2 separate regions of the Homo sapiens genome follow, and region 2 is linked to region 1. The links are chromatin contacts, found by Hi-C or POLR2A ChIA-PET in ENCODE. All regions are on one chromosome and are shown on one strand. Each heading gives the region's core, a stretch centred on a gene start or an enhancer-like site at or near the end of the contact. The rest is flanking DNA. Distances are from core to core; before and after follow the strand shown.

Region 1 (5,999 bases), core at 1,348-3,847:
GGGTGAGATGAGTGACGCACTCGGCTCAGGTACAAAATTTAACAGGTGCCAATAAACTCAGTAGTATAAATATTTTAGTGCAATATTTAAAATTATTTAAAATGTGGATATTGTGTCCATTCTGGATTCTCACATTTTTATTTTTAAAAAATTGTATTAAATCTTTATCTTGATTACGTTTATTGGTACCCTTTACATTTTGCCTCTGAAAAGTATCTCACTCATCTCACTTTGGTGCTGGCTCTGCTTCCCAAATGCATTTTCAGAAGATCAAGCCATATTTGCCACTGCCTTCCATCACATGCCCTGGAAAGGGGGAAAGAGGCTTCATGAGAATAGCAGAGTGGAAGGAAGAAGCAAAAGGGAAAAAAGTAATAATCAAAGAAATAAAAATTAAACAGCAATGAGATACCCCTGCTTGTGCTTTGTCAAACGGACATATTTTAAGATATCGTATCTCCAGCTGGGGGAGTGACAGGGTAAGACAACCATTGAAATCCTGGCTTTTTACATCGGAGCTACCTAGATCATACGGAAGACTGAATCTTAGCACCATCTCTACCCAGCTGCCCTGTTCAACAGGGCAGGCTGCGAGAAATTACTGTATTAGGAAGCTCCAGAGCGGTTGCAGGCAAAGGCTTTGCCTGTTCTTAGGAGATGGCCCTAGAACTTTTCGGATCATTTTTGGGACGTGTTTGCTGCACTTGATATCCTGTTTTTCCAGGGGACTGCCTCCTTCCTCGCCTTTAAGCCTTTTTAGGCTTTTAAGCCGCAGGCAATGATAACCTTTACCCACTGAGGAAAAAGTGATCGGGAGGCGCGTTTTAAATTTTGGTTTACACTAACCAGACCCGCCAGATGAACACTCAGCTTACCACAATACCTACAAATTCCCAGACTTGACTTGGCAGAAGGGCGAGGGCGGAGGTTTTCTTTCCCCATTTGCATAATCCCCAGCTCCCCGGCAGCGGAGCCGACCTCTTCACCGCCGCCGTCTTCGCGGGTGTCCCAGCTGGGCCGCGCCCCGGGGCCCAGCGCTCCGGCCCTGCCCTCCCAGGTTCCCAGTCTCGGGCGCGGGGCAGTCCCTCGCCGGCCGCCGGCCCGGTCCCGGCTCCCAGCCGAGGAAATTTTTCCCCAGCAGCCCAGGGCTCTCCTCACGTGACCAGCCGCGGCGGTAGCTTCCAGCGAGAGTTTAAAGGTTACGGAGGAAATTAGCAAGGACACAGCCACTCGCCCCCCGGAGGGCGCGCCCCATTTTCCCGCAGCCCGGACGGCGGCTGTCAGCGCGCTGATCAGTGCCGAAGTCCCCCAAAGGGGCACCGATAAGGACCAGCGCAAACAGGAACAGTCACTTTGCAAAAAATAAGCAGACCACAAACCAAGCCGGGGCTCTACCGAGCTTTCACTTGTCAACAAGTTCTCGCAGCCTGCGAAGTCCAGGACAGATCCCAAAGGGGAGAATGTCCCCAAAGAAAGGCAAGAGAGAAGAACAGAGTTTAAAACTTCACCCGAGCCATGCTTGTCCCTCCCCCTTCCCCCTCCCCCACCGCCGTGGATCACAGCGTCCCGGGACAGAGTGACAGATGGGCCAGAACTCCGCAGACTGCTCCTGCCCGCCGCGGCCCGAGTGGGGGTGGGCAAGGGAAGGGTCCCGAGGCCTCTAGGGCAACAGGGCCCCCTCCACTCCCCCATCCCCGGCTCTAAAAGACAGTGTTGGCCGCAGGGTCCCCGAGAGATACGCGGCCCGGCGGGGCCCATCCATGGCCATCCACGGCCCCCGGCACGCGCATCCAGCCCAGCGCCGCCGCACCCCGGGGTCCCGCGCGGGGTCCCCGCCCCCCGGCTGACCCGCCCGCCGCTGCGACCCCGGGCAGCCTCGCCAGCTCTCCACCGTTGTCTCCTCGGCTCACTTTTTCCGTATTGCTCCCCCAACCGGCAAAACTTTCTATTTCCCCAAACACTGCCGTGCGCGCGCGCGCGTGCACACACACACACTCACACACACACACTCACACACACTGACGTCTTTTGCGCATTTCCTGCATTAGAGGGAGGGAGACTCGCTCGCACACCGACAGAGGGAGAGGAGACCGCGGGGGAGCGCGGGCTGGCGGGCGGCGAGCGAGCGGCAGCCGAGAGCGGGGACGCGGGGAGCGCGGAGGGCGGGCGCCGGCGCCCAGGAGGTGGGGCCGCGCTGAGTCGCAGTCCCTGCCCCGCCGCCGCGCTGCGCACCGCCCGGTGCTGGCCTGCGCCCCCGAGCCGGATCGGCGGCCGCCCGGACTCCGAGCCCGCGCGGATGTGAGATTCCGGGCTCCTGGCGCCTCCCGATCGCCGGCTCCGGCGCGGCGCTGCTTCGCCCAGGAGGCGGCGGCCCCGGCTGGCCGTGGGGCTTGTGGATTTTTAAAAATTTGGCTCCGAGGAGGACCATTTCCTCTCGACATGCATCCCTCCGGATAGACTGAACATCCCTCCGTTCACCCCCCCGCCCCGCGCGGTCAGAGGCAGGCGCTGAGTGTGCGAAGAGGATCCGGGTTGAAATCTGCGCCCCCGGTTCTCGTCCCCGCCCCGTCCCACCGCCCCATCCCCCTCCCGGAGTCGAAATTTCCCGGGATTATGTTTCGGAAAGGTAGGTAAGCGCCGGGCGCGGCGCCCGCTTTCCCGCAGTCCGGAGCCGGAGAGCCAGCGAGGCGGCGAGGCAGCCCCCGCGGCTTGCAGCGGAGCCGACAGCTCGTCTTCTCTTCTGGAGGTGCAGCTGGTGGTCGGGGGGAGAGACTTGCTCCAAACACGGACATCCCCCAGCTCTCCCCCCTCCCTGTTTTCCGTTAGGAACCCGGCGAGGAAATACATGCACTGGCTGAGAATCGCCCGCGCCAGGGCGCAACGCCACAAGGTGTAGGGAGTGTGCGGGGTGGGGCGAAAGGGGACCCAAGAGTCCCTGTGGCTCGGAGTGCCGGGCCGTCGGTTCTTCATTCCTGCCCTCGGGGCAGACGGAGTGACCCCGGCCCCCACTCCCCGCCCCGACCATGGTAGTGTTCAATGGCCTTCTTAAGATCAAAATCTGCGAGGCCGTGAGCTTGAAGCCCACAGCCTGGTCGCTGCGCCATGCGGTGGGACCCCGGCCGCAGACTTTCCTTCTCGACCCCTACATTGCCCTCAATGTGGACGACTCGCGCATCGGCCAAACGGCCACCAAGCAGAAGACCAACAGCCCGGCCTGGCACGACGAGTTCGTCACCGATGTGTGCAACGGACGCAAGATCGAGCTGGCTGTCTTTCACGATGCCCCCATAGGCTACGACGACTTCGTGGCCAACTGCACCATCCAGTTTGAGGAGCTGCTGCAGAACGGGAGCCGCCACTTCGAGGACTGGGTGAGTGCGGCGCCTCCCCGTCATTCCGGGAACCCGGTTGTGGGGTCCCGGGGAAAGACTCGCTGGTCTTGATCGTAGGGCTCCGGGACTTATTGACGACTGGGGTGTGTGTGCCTGTAAGTCTCAGTTTCCTTGGGGAGGTACACTTCACTTCATAGTTGGGGAGAAACAGGCATTGGCGAGGAAGATGAGACTTGGAAAGAGGATGTGGCCCTCTGCTCCCTCTGTGCCCTCCAGTTGGTGGGTGCTGCGGGAGGTTTGCAAACTGGGAGAGCCTGGGCCACTGGTGCTGAAGGTTGGCCGAGGACCCGGCTTTCTTCCGCAGGCGCGTGGTGGGCTGGCTGTGTGTGATTGTGTGTGGGTGGGTCCCTCCGTCCTTGGAAAGGCACGTGGAGCCTTTGACTGAAGGCTTCTTGCACGTCCTGGCTTTGTCCTGCTTAGCCGAGCGAGGAGTTGCTTTATTTTTCCCTCCGAGAGGAAGCTGGCTTGTTTCTATTCTCTTGCATGGTGGTTAGCTCATCTTCTGACATACAAGTAGAAAAAATGTGTTCTCCTCCAGGATGTCTCCTCTATGGTCCCAGAAACATCAGTCGAGCTTGTTTTGTCCAATTCATTGCCCATCCATGCAGAATGAATGTTGCATTTTAAGAAGGGTTCTGCTTGTGGGTAATTGGAAGTCAGTGCTTTGAATCTTATTTAAAGTTATATTGTTTCTCTGTTTTGATTGTCAAGATACTGTGCAATAAAAGACGATTTCTAAGTATGAGATTGAGTTGTTAATTGATTCCATTATTAAACTATTAAGGATTTGGAAAGAGGTCTTGTCTCAATCTACTATAAACCAAATGCATCCAGTCTTGGCACTTGGACAAGCAGAGAGAAGCAAACCTTCATTTTGCTTTTTGTGTTTGTTTTTGGGTTGTTTTTTTTTTTTTTTTTTTTTTTTTCTCTCTTCTTGGAAGGAAGGTATTAATTTAGGATGTGGATTTTTGTGTTTTCAGGTTTGTTACATGTTTCCAGCAAGTACAAGCGTTCCTCTGGAGGTATATGTTTTCAGGGTTCTTTGGTCTACACAAAAAGTGAGAGAGCTATCTAAGCCTCAAAAGTGGTGTAGAGCAATTGCTTTCTATTGAAAACCAGCTAACTTCATGAATGTCCTAGAGGTCAGAGGTTGCACATGGATCACTTTGGCATATCACCTTACATATTTTTTTCAAGGACACGGAGTTTTAGGGAAAAATAAGAGAGAGCCTGTTGTTTTTGTGCTCATGGCTGTGATGTAGTCTGCCTGAAACCATGGTTACGGTTTCACAGGGAAGCTCCAACAAGCCACATGCGTAGAACTCTAGATTTGTGGTTTGCACTTTGGAAAGCAGGCAAACCTTTATGGAATCCCAGAGAACTCCATGCCATTCTATTCTACTTCACAGATGTCCCTCATCTCTGCTTCCTTCAGCCCCCACAACAGAGCTCCCACTCATTCCCCATTTCTTTTCCATGCATGGCCTTTGGGCCCTTTCCTCATGAATGCAGTGCATATGAGAGGGGGAGTGGAAGGGATAACTAATTTCAGAGGTAGACCTTGACTCTGAAAACCTGTGATTTTGGAGTTGTTGTTTTTGGACAGGAAGGGGGTGGAAAAAACTTGACGCTGGTAGCTAGGAGATGGGAGCCTTTTGCAGTGTATGCAGATGAGGGGCTTGGACAGTGGGGCAGAGAGCAGGGATGAGGAGCAGCAGGTCTGCATTTATCCATAGAACAGATGTTGGTTGGAGGGAGAGTGTCTTTGTATCTCTGGTGATGCTTCACTGGGGCACACCCCAAACTCTGGGAGCTTCAGGACACTGTCCCCACCTTCATCCCTCCTAGTGAAGCATGCAGTGGGAACTTGTTTGGTTATCATCCTCTAAGGTTCTCAAATTCATGTTGGATTTGGCCCTAGGCCAGATCATCTAGTGCACAGGCAAGTTTTACAGATGAGGACATTGAGTTCCAGAGAAGCTAGTTGGGGACCGAGGGTCACATGACAAGCAAAGGTGGGTTGGAAGTAGGGCCCTCACCGCCTGTTGCCCATGGCTTGTCTGATGGGGAGCCGAGCCTGCCCATCTGGCCTCCCAGCCTATTCTCCCTGCAGATCCATGTGCTGTGTCCCTGACATTTTTATTGTACTTGATAACTTCATCTCTTTTGCCTTATAGCAACTGTGAATTAGGTATGGCAGGTATTGGACAAACTAAAAAACTTGAGATAGAGAAGCCCAAAGTCTGAAGGATGAGTCAAGCAGTGGAGCAGGTTCAGAATGCCCATCTGTTTTCACCAGAGGATGCTGTAGCCACTCTGGTTCCTCCAGGCTGAAGGTGGGGACTCATTGGCAGGGGTGACTGGCCCCTGGAAATGGAGACAAGTTGCAGCTGGGCTAAGTTCACCTTTCCCAGTCTTAACATTCAGGGTAAACCCATGGTTTCATAGCTTTGGGTAGAATTCCCTGGGCTCAGGTCTCTTCACTCCTTACCTGGCAGGAATGAAGAAACACACCCTTCTCAGGTGTGGCTGAGAGATCTGGCCTGAAGTAAGGGGATGTGGATAGCATAAAGCAGCCGTTTCTCTCATTTTTGCGGAACACCGAAT
Region 2 (5,999 bases), core at 1,716-4,215, 680 kb after region 1:
TGTGTCTTGCAGGGAAGTCAAAGGCGGAGGAGTAGAGTAGAGTGGACTTTTTGAAGTTTGGGCTAATGGACAGTGTTTTTTCCAAAGTGTGGGCTGTTCTTTAGCCCCACTTGCTGATCTTTAGGGATGTCATTAGGTTTTCATTTTTGTTTTGTTTCTTAGGATTTTTGTGTTAGTGGCTTTTTCCCCCTGGGGCTTGGCCCATTTTCTCACCTCTATGTTATATCACCAGAAGGGTGGAACCCTGGCCAAGCCCTGGCATCCTCTGCCAGAAATCTGAGTCCAAGCAGGGCACCTACACATGTGAGGTGAGGGCTCTGGGCCACGGGTGTTGGGCAACAGATTGTTCTGTAGTGTCGAGGAGGTGGGATCTGAGGCAGAAACCTCCCTGGCCTCTTAAGGATGGGACGGGTCAGGAGGGGAGGGGTCTGCCCTTGTCCGGACTTGTTCACCTGTGTCAGTGAGAGCTGACTAGCAGCTGGCTCACGAAACACACCCATGATGTGGACAGCGGGCACAGCCAGCTACTTCTGTGTGAAAACATCCTTAGTATACAGGGATTTGTTTCCTGGGGACAGTGAGGAGTCATGGGGTGTTAAGCAACCTAGTGATGAATATAGCCACCATCACTCGCCTTTATTAATCCACTTTCTACTGGAAGCACTAAAGCATTGGAACTCTGCAATACCCCCACAGCTGGGGGACCGTGACTGATTTAATCTTCATGCCAGCTCACCATACCATAACTGAAAGGGCTGTATGACACTATTATTGTTGGAGTAAGGTACTTTGATACATGAGAGGTTTGACATTTTGCCTGTGCCCTCAGAGAACCTTAAAACTAGGACTAACAAGGTGACGGTGCCTTGCAGTCAAGTAGCACAGATTGTCTAAGTGTTCCAGGCAGGAGTGAGGAGGAGACACCAGTGTAGGCTCGGTAAGATGCTCAGAAAAGCCTCTGTGGAGGTGGCAGGCCTATGTTGGCTCTCAAACTTTAGGGTTTAGAAGGTCAGAAAGGAAGAAGCACTTCAGGTGGAACAAATCAACTGGGGACATGGCTGGGCAGCAGAAAGGGGTGCGGAGTTTGGGGGTGGCAGGGCATAGTGTGGTCTGGCTGGAGTAAGCGTGGAGCTACAGGATCGTAGGAGCTAAGTTTGGAAAGGGCTGGGAGACCTCAAGGAGCACGTCCAGCTTGGACTTCATCATGAGGATGGTGGGGAGCAATTTTCATTTTAAAATGGGGGAGCGACAAGCTGAAAATGGTTTTGGGGAAAGAGTGGTGGGCTGGCGAGCTGTTCCTTGCCCCAAGATCTGACTCAAATTTTATTCTTGGTCAGTGGTAAAGAAAGTGAGGGGCAAGGGAAACAAACAGAAGATGGGGACTAAGGTCTGTGGAAATAAATAAAACACCACCAGAGCCAGAGGAGGCGTGTGCCCTGGGTGAAGTTTGTTTTTCATCCCATGGGTAACATTTATGAGTTACTGTTCAGCAAGAATGCCTTGCGGAGGTCTCTGTGGACTGAGCTGAGGCTCCAGCCTGTGGCAGCCCAGGAATTGCTGCCATATTTAGAGCTTCCAACAGAGGGTTTCATTTTCCTTGGCTTTGGTGCCAAGAAAAGAGGGGTTCTCACACTTGCTGTCCAGCAGGGCCAAAGCATGACCAGCAGGAGGAGCATGGAGGTTGGGTTCTGGCACTGCCCACCACCTGGCACCTCAGCCACTAATCAGACAACAGGCTAGGCAATTATCCGGGCATCTGACTTTAGCTACCTGTCCTTTTGTTTAAAGCCCTTTCGTGTGCTTGGCACCTTATGGATACTCAACAAGGTCTGTTTAATGAATGCGTTCTCCCCACCCAGATTCTCAATGCCTTGCTCCCTGTTCTCTAGCCTGTCTCCCGACCACTGGCACCTCTGCCCATTCCCAGTGTGTCTTTGTCATCCCTCTGCCATCCTGATTGCCTCCCTGTATCCTGCTCTTCTTTCAAAGCCAACCTCCAGCAGAGTTCTCCCTGTCTTCTCCAGCCTTGCAGGCTTTCTCCTCCCAAACTCCTACAGCCCTGACTGTTCAGCCCATTCTTCAGGACTTGGCTCTTCACCTCTCTGCAAGCTCCCTGAGGTCAGGCATAGTTGTTCCACATTTCATTCTACTGCTCACAGCCCCATCGTAGGAAGAGAGAATCATTAATATATATTGAATGAGCAGAGGGAATAAGCCATTGCTGGGGGAAAAATACAGTTTTATTTCCCAAATTGCTCAATGTTATTTGAGAGCATGATAATAAATTTGGAAAAGACTTTTAGCATTTCCTGTGGCTTTTGATGACTTCTTTACAAAGGAATGGAAATGTGCGCAGACATCTCACTTCTCATCAGAGCAAGAGAGGGCAGAATTGGGGGAAAGCAAGTGTTCGCGCTGTGGCATGAATCAGATCCCACAATACTAGACATGTGACCATGTGAACAGGCCTCAGATCAGGATTCTTTATAAAGGAAGCCCAGGACAGATTCTCTACCAGCTCTCTCCTCTTTCACTTTTCCTCTTTCTTTGCTTTCCTTTTTTTAATAGGGAGGGGAGAAGGGGTTATGAGGATGGGGGTAGGAGAGTGAGGGATCCCGTGCTTTCTCCCCCTTCTCTTGCTGTTTTGAAATACTTTAAATTCCAGGAACCAGAAGTTCTGGCAACATGTTGGGATTAGTAAGGCAGATCCTAGGATATTTCACTATTAGCATGTGATCAAGCATCAGTCCTGATTAAAAGTCTAAACAAATGTTTTCTTTGAAATTAAAGTGTCTGAAATAAAGAAGAGAGAACTGACCCTTAAAATCATATTCTGTACTTGAAAAGAGTTCTGACAACTGTCTGTCCCGGTTATGTGCACCCCCGCCCCCCACCCGCCTTTTTCCATCCAGAATGTTTGACGACACTGCCAGGGGAATTTCTGCCCCCTCCTTCCTGTATATACCCAGTGCTGGCCTCTGAGGCAGTCCAGCTCTGTTTTCTCATGACACAGTGATTATTTTTGGCATTGCAGATATTTTTTCTAATGTTATTACCCAGCCCCCTTCTTGGTTGCCTTTTGTGGAGCAATCTTTTGGGTAACTCCCTGTAAATTTGAGGGTTAATTTTAGTTCGGTGTGGTAGAGGAGGCAGTGGGAGAGAGGAGGAACGACTTCTACTCCGAAGCGCCCCACCCCCACCTTAAGAGGAGCCGGAGAGGTCCTCTCACGCCCTGCTCATGAAAGAGCTTGCTTTCACCAGCTCTGTGCTCACCATTCATCCTTTCTGCCGGCGGGCTTGAGGATATGGATATCCAGAGGTGACGCTGGGGGCTGCACCTCGGGGATGGCATCTTAATGACTTGACTTGGCGGGTGTTAGAACAGCCCCATTCAGAGTGAGTTCACTCCCTGCGCAGTTGGCTCACTCGGCCTCTGTCCATAGAGTTCTCTTGTTCACGCTGCAGGAGGAAATGGAGATTTCCAAGTGGGAAGGAGCCTTCCCGATGCTTTAACTCTTCACTGAAGGGAAGAGGAGCTGCAGAGAGCGAAATAAAATCTAAGCCGCCCCAGCTGCAGCGCCTGGGAGAGGAGCAAGGCTGGGCTGGGGATGGAGGCCAAGGCAGCTGGGATCACTTTTTCTTTCCTCCTTGAGAGGGAAAGGAAAAGAGCAAAGGGCATTTTTGATTGTCTTTCACAATCAGCAAATATTTACCCAGTTTGTCTGCCCTAGCCCAGGTTCCACTGAAGGATACACGAAAGTGGAAGATGTTGTGTCTGTGCCCTTCCCCTGGTACTTACAGCACAGTTATAGGAGTAGAACGTTTGCATAGAAAAGCCACCAAGACAGGGAGGCCTTTAATAAGGGCCTATGAGTAGTGTGGGCAGGAAGTACCCTGGAGAATGTTGCTAAGGGGCCAGGGACACTGCTGGAAGAAGTAGGGCTTGGGCTGGTCCTAAGGGGTGGGTTTTGAAGAAATAGGAAGGAATAAAATGATACAGGTAGGGAAGACTTGAAGGAGGAGAGGGACATTAATGTAGGGCTTAGTAAAATCCCATAAAGAAAGCTACAAAGAGAACAGGATTCTTCCTGGCCAGAGAGAAGATTGGACTTGTTGGACTTTACGTGCCTCAGATTAGGATGGCAGCAGGCAGCACTAACCCTGCCAGATGGCATCTTCAGTCTCAAGATCGCACGTGTTCCTGGGTCTCTTTCTACTCAAAGTGTGAGGTCACAGACTAGTAGAATCAGCATCCTCTGAGGGTTGTTAGGAAGGCAGAATCCCAGGCTTCAGCCCAGATCCTACTGAGCCTGCACTGTAACAAGATCCCTGGGTGATTCCTGGCCACAGCAAAGGTTGGGAAGTGCTGCTCTGGGTGACTCCACAGGCAGCTGTCAGCAGCACTAGTTCAGACCCCAGATTTGATTCACAGAGGTGACAAAACACCAACAGACACACACACCTTGAGTGTCCGCAGGGTGACTCTTCCCAGATGGAAACCGTCTATTCTAATTAAGAGCCGGGTTAGAATTCTTAGGAAAGATCTAGAACAGTGAGCAGCTTTGAGGAATCCACAGAACTGAAGTCATTGACGTGGTTTTTATCCGATGTCTCCAGTTTGTACCACTTTGTACTACTGATGCTTTAGAGGACACCAAAAGAACAGGTGTGGGGTTCTTTCCCTGAAGAGTATGTGGTCTAGTTAGGGAGACAGAAGCCACAGAAGTGAAATCAAGGAGAGCAACACAGGGCCAAATCGTGCGTGTGTAACCTCTGAAATGGGACTTGGAGGAGAAGTCAGTGCAGGTGAGGCTTTCCTAGGGAAACGGATGCATGGGAGATCTTGAAATATGAGCCTAATTCAGACAGGCCTGGGAGATGGAGAGAGTATATTCCAGGCAGGGAGTGGGAGGGGCAGCAGCAGTAGCTAAGTCCCCCCTAGAGACTGAAGTGGGGCGGGAAACTGCTCCCCACTTGCCCCACGGAGTTTGCTTCATGCCGAGGAATCCGTTTTACATCTCAGGCCTTTTCTTCTTGATTCAACCGCCGTGCAATTTCTTTGTCAATTTTCTTAGCTGAAGGCAGTGTTGTAGGAACAGGATGGCAGCACAGGCAGAAGGGTTTGAGCCAAACCACAGATGGTGTTGTTGGAAGCTTGTGAGATCCAAAGGAAGAAGGCTGCTGATGGGTAGAAGCCCTAAGGAAAAAAATCTAAATCAGATCTGGTAACAGCCTGGGTGTGGGGAAATACCTTCAAGCCCAGAGAGGTGGCACCAAAGAAAACAGTCTGGTGAGAAGGAAACAACCTGTGGCAGCTGTAGACTCCGCAAGCAAAGCACAAACCTTTTTTTTTTCTTTTTCTTTTAAAGACAGACTTCTCCAAGCTGAGAACTATCCCAAGGGGGCTGGTGTGCCAGCTGAGGGGCTGGCCTCAGGCAAAATGGTGGCCAGCGTGTCTCACTTTGCTGCTTCCCAGACCAAGTGTATGTTTCAAAAAGCTCATCAGATTTAGTATCCTAGAAGGCTTCACCCTCAAGATGCCCAGCTCAGCTAAATCTTTTGAACCTGAGGGACTTGCTTATTGGCCTTGTAGGGAAGGTCACCCAATTACAATCAAGAATATGGGATTTAGGGTCAAATGATCCAGGTTTGAGTGCTGGCTCCATCACTGGGTGATGGCTGGGCATGCCACTAACATCCTTGGGGTCTGTCTCCTTATGTGTAAAATGGGAGTGATACACCTGCTCTGCAAGATTGATTCAGGATTAAACAGAAGCAATATGCTGAGAGTTCTTTACTAACTGGAAAGAGTCACATGTGGTTGTTTCCTAGTTATATAGTCAGTATCTCAGCTTGCGGAGGTTAATTAGTCTCTTAGCTGAAGGCTGCATGGTGTCAGGGGTCGGGCAGTGGCAGACATCAGAGGCCACAGAGAGCAATGGAGAGCCACGCAAATGCCTCCTGCACCCGCTGGCTTTCTCCCTGCTTTTTCATGAGTG

Evidence for each region. Hi-C counts contacts between places; a loop is a spot of excess contacts on that map. ChIA-PET counts read pairs that join two places held with the same protein, here RNA polymerase II (POLR2A). Pooled maps may share reads with other maps.
Region 2: a pooled map shows a loop between it and region 1 (2.1-fold over the local background). The contact joins the enhancer-like site here to the promoter of PRKCE in region 1. A Hi-C loop is called at or near these places in 1 of 50 pooled maps. POLR2A ChIA-PET finds 5 or more read pairs at or near these places in 2 of 52 experiments (BJ and HepG2).

Annotation. Positions count from the first base shown.
Region 1 is chr2:45,649,078-45,655,076 of GRCh38, forward strand. PRKCE (protein kinase C epsilon) reads left to right here and starts at 2,598. Exons shown (of 15, transcript NM_005400.3): 1 at 2,598-3,371. The coding sequence starts at 3,024. LOC102724965 (a long non-coding RNA gene) reads right to left here and starts at 2,138. Exons shown (of 2, transcript XR_005647119.2): 1 at 888-2,138; 2 at 1-306. RefSeq lists silencers at 1,028-1,127, 1,758-1,857, 2,028-2,497 and enhancers at 1,873-2,167, 2,656-3,276.
Region 2 is chr2:46,332,511-46,338,509 of GRCh38, forward strand. The region is part of intron 1 of EPAS1 (endothelial PAS domain protein 1); the gene reads left to right. Among named protein-coding and RNA genes, the nearest start is that of EPAS1, 38 kb to the left of the region's middle. Within about 2 kb of position 2,966, at least 25 of the 41 ENCODE cell types and tissues checked have a DNase peak (open chromatin) inside an H3K27ac peak, as active enhancers do.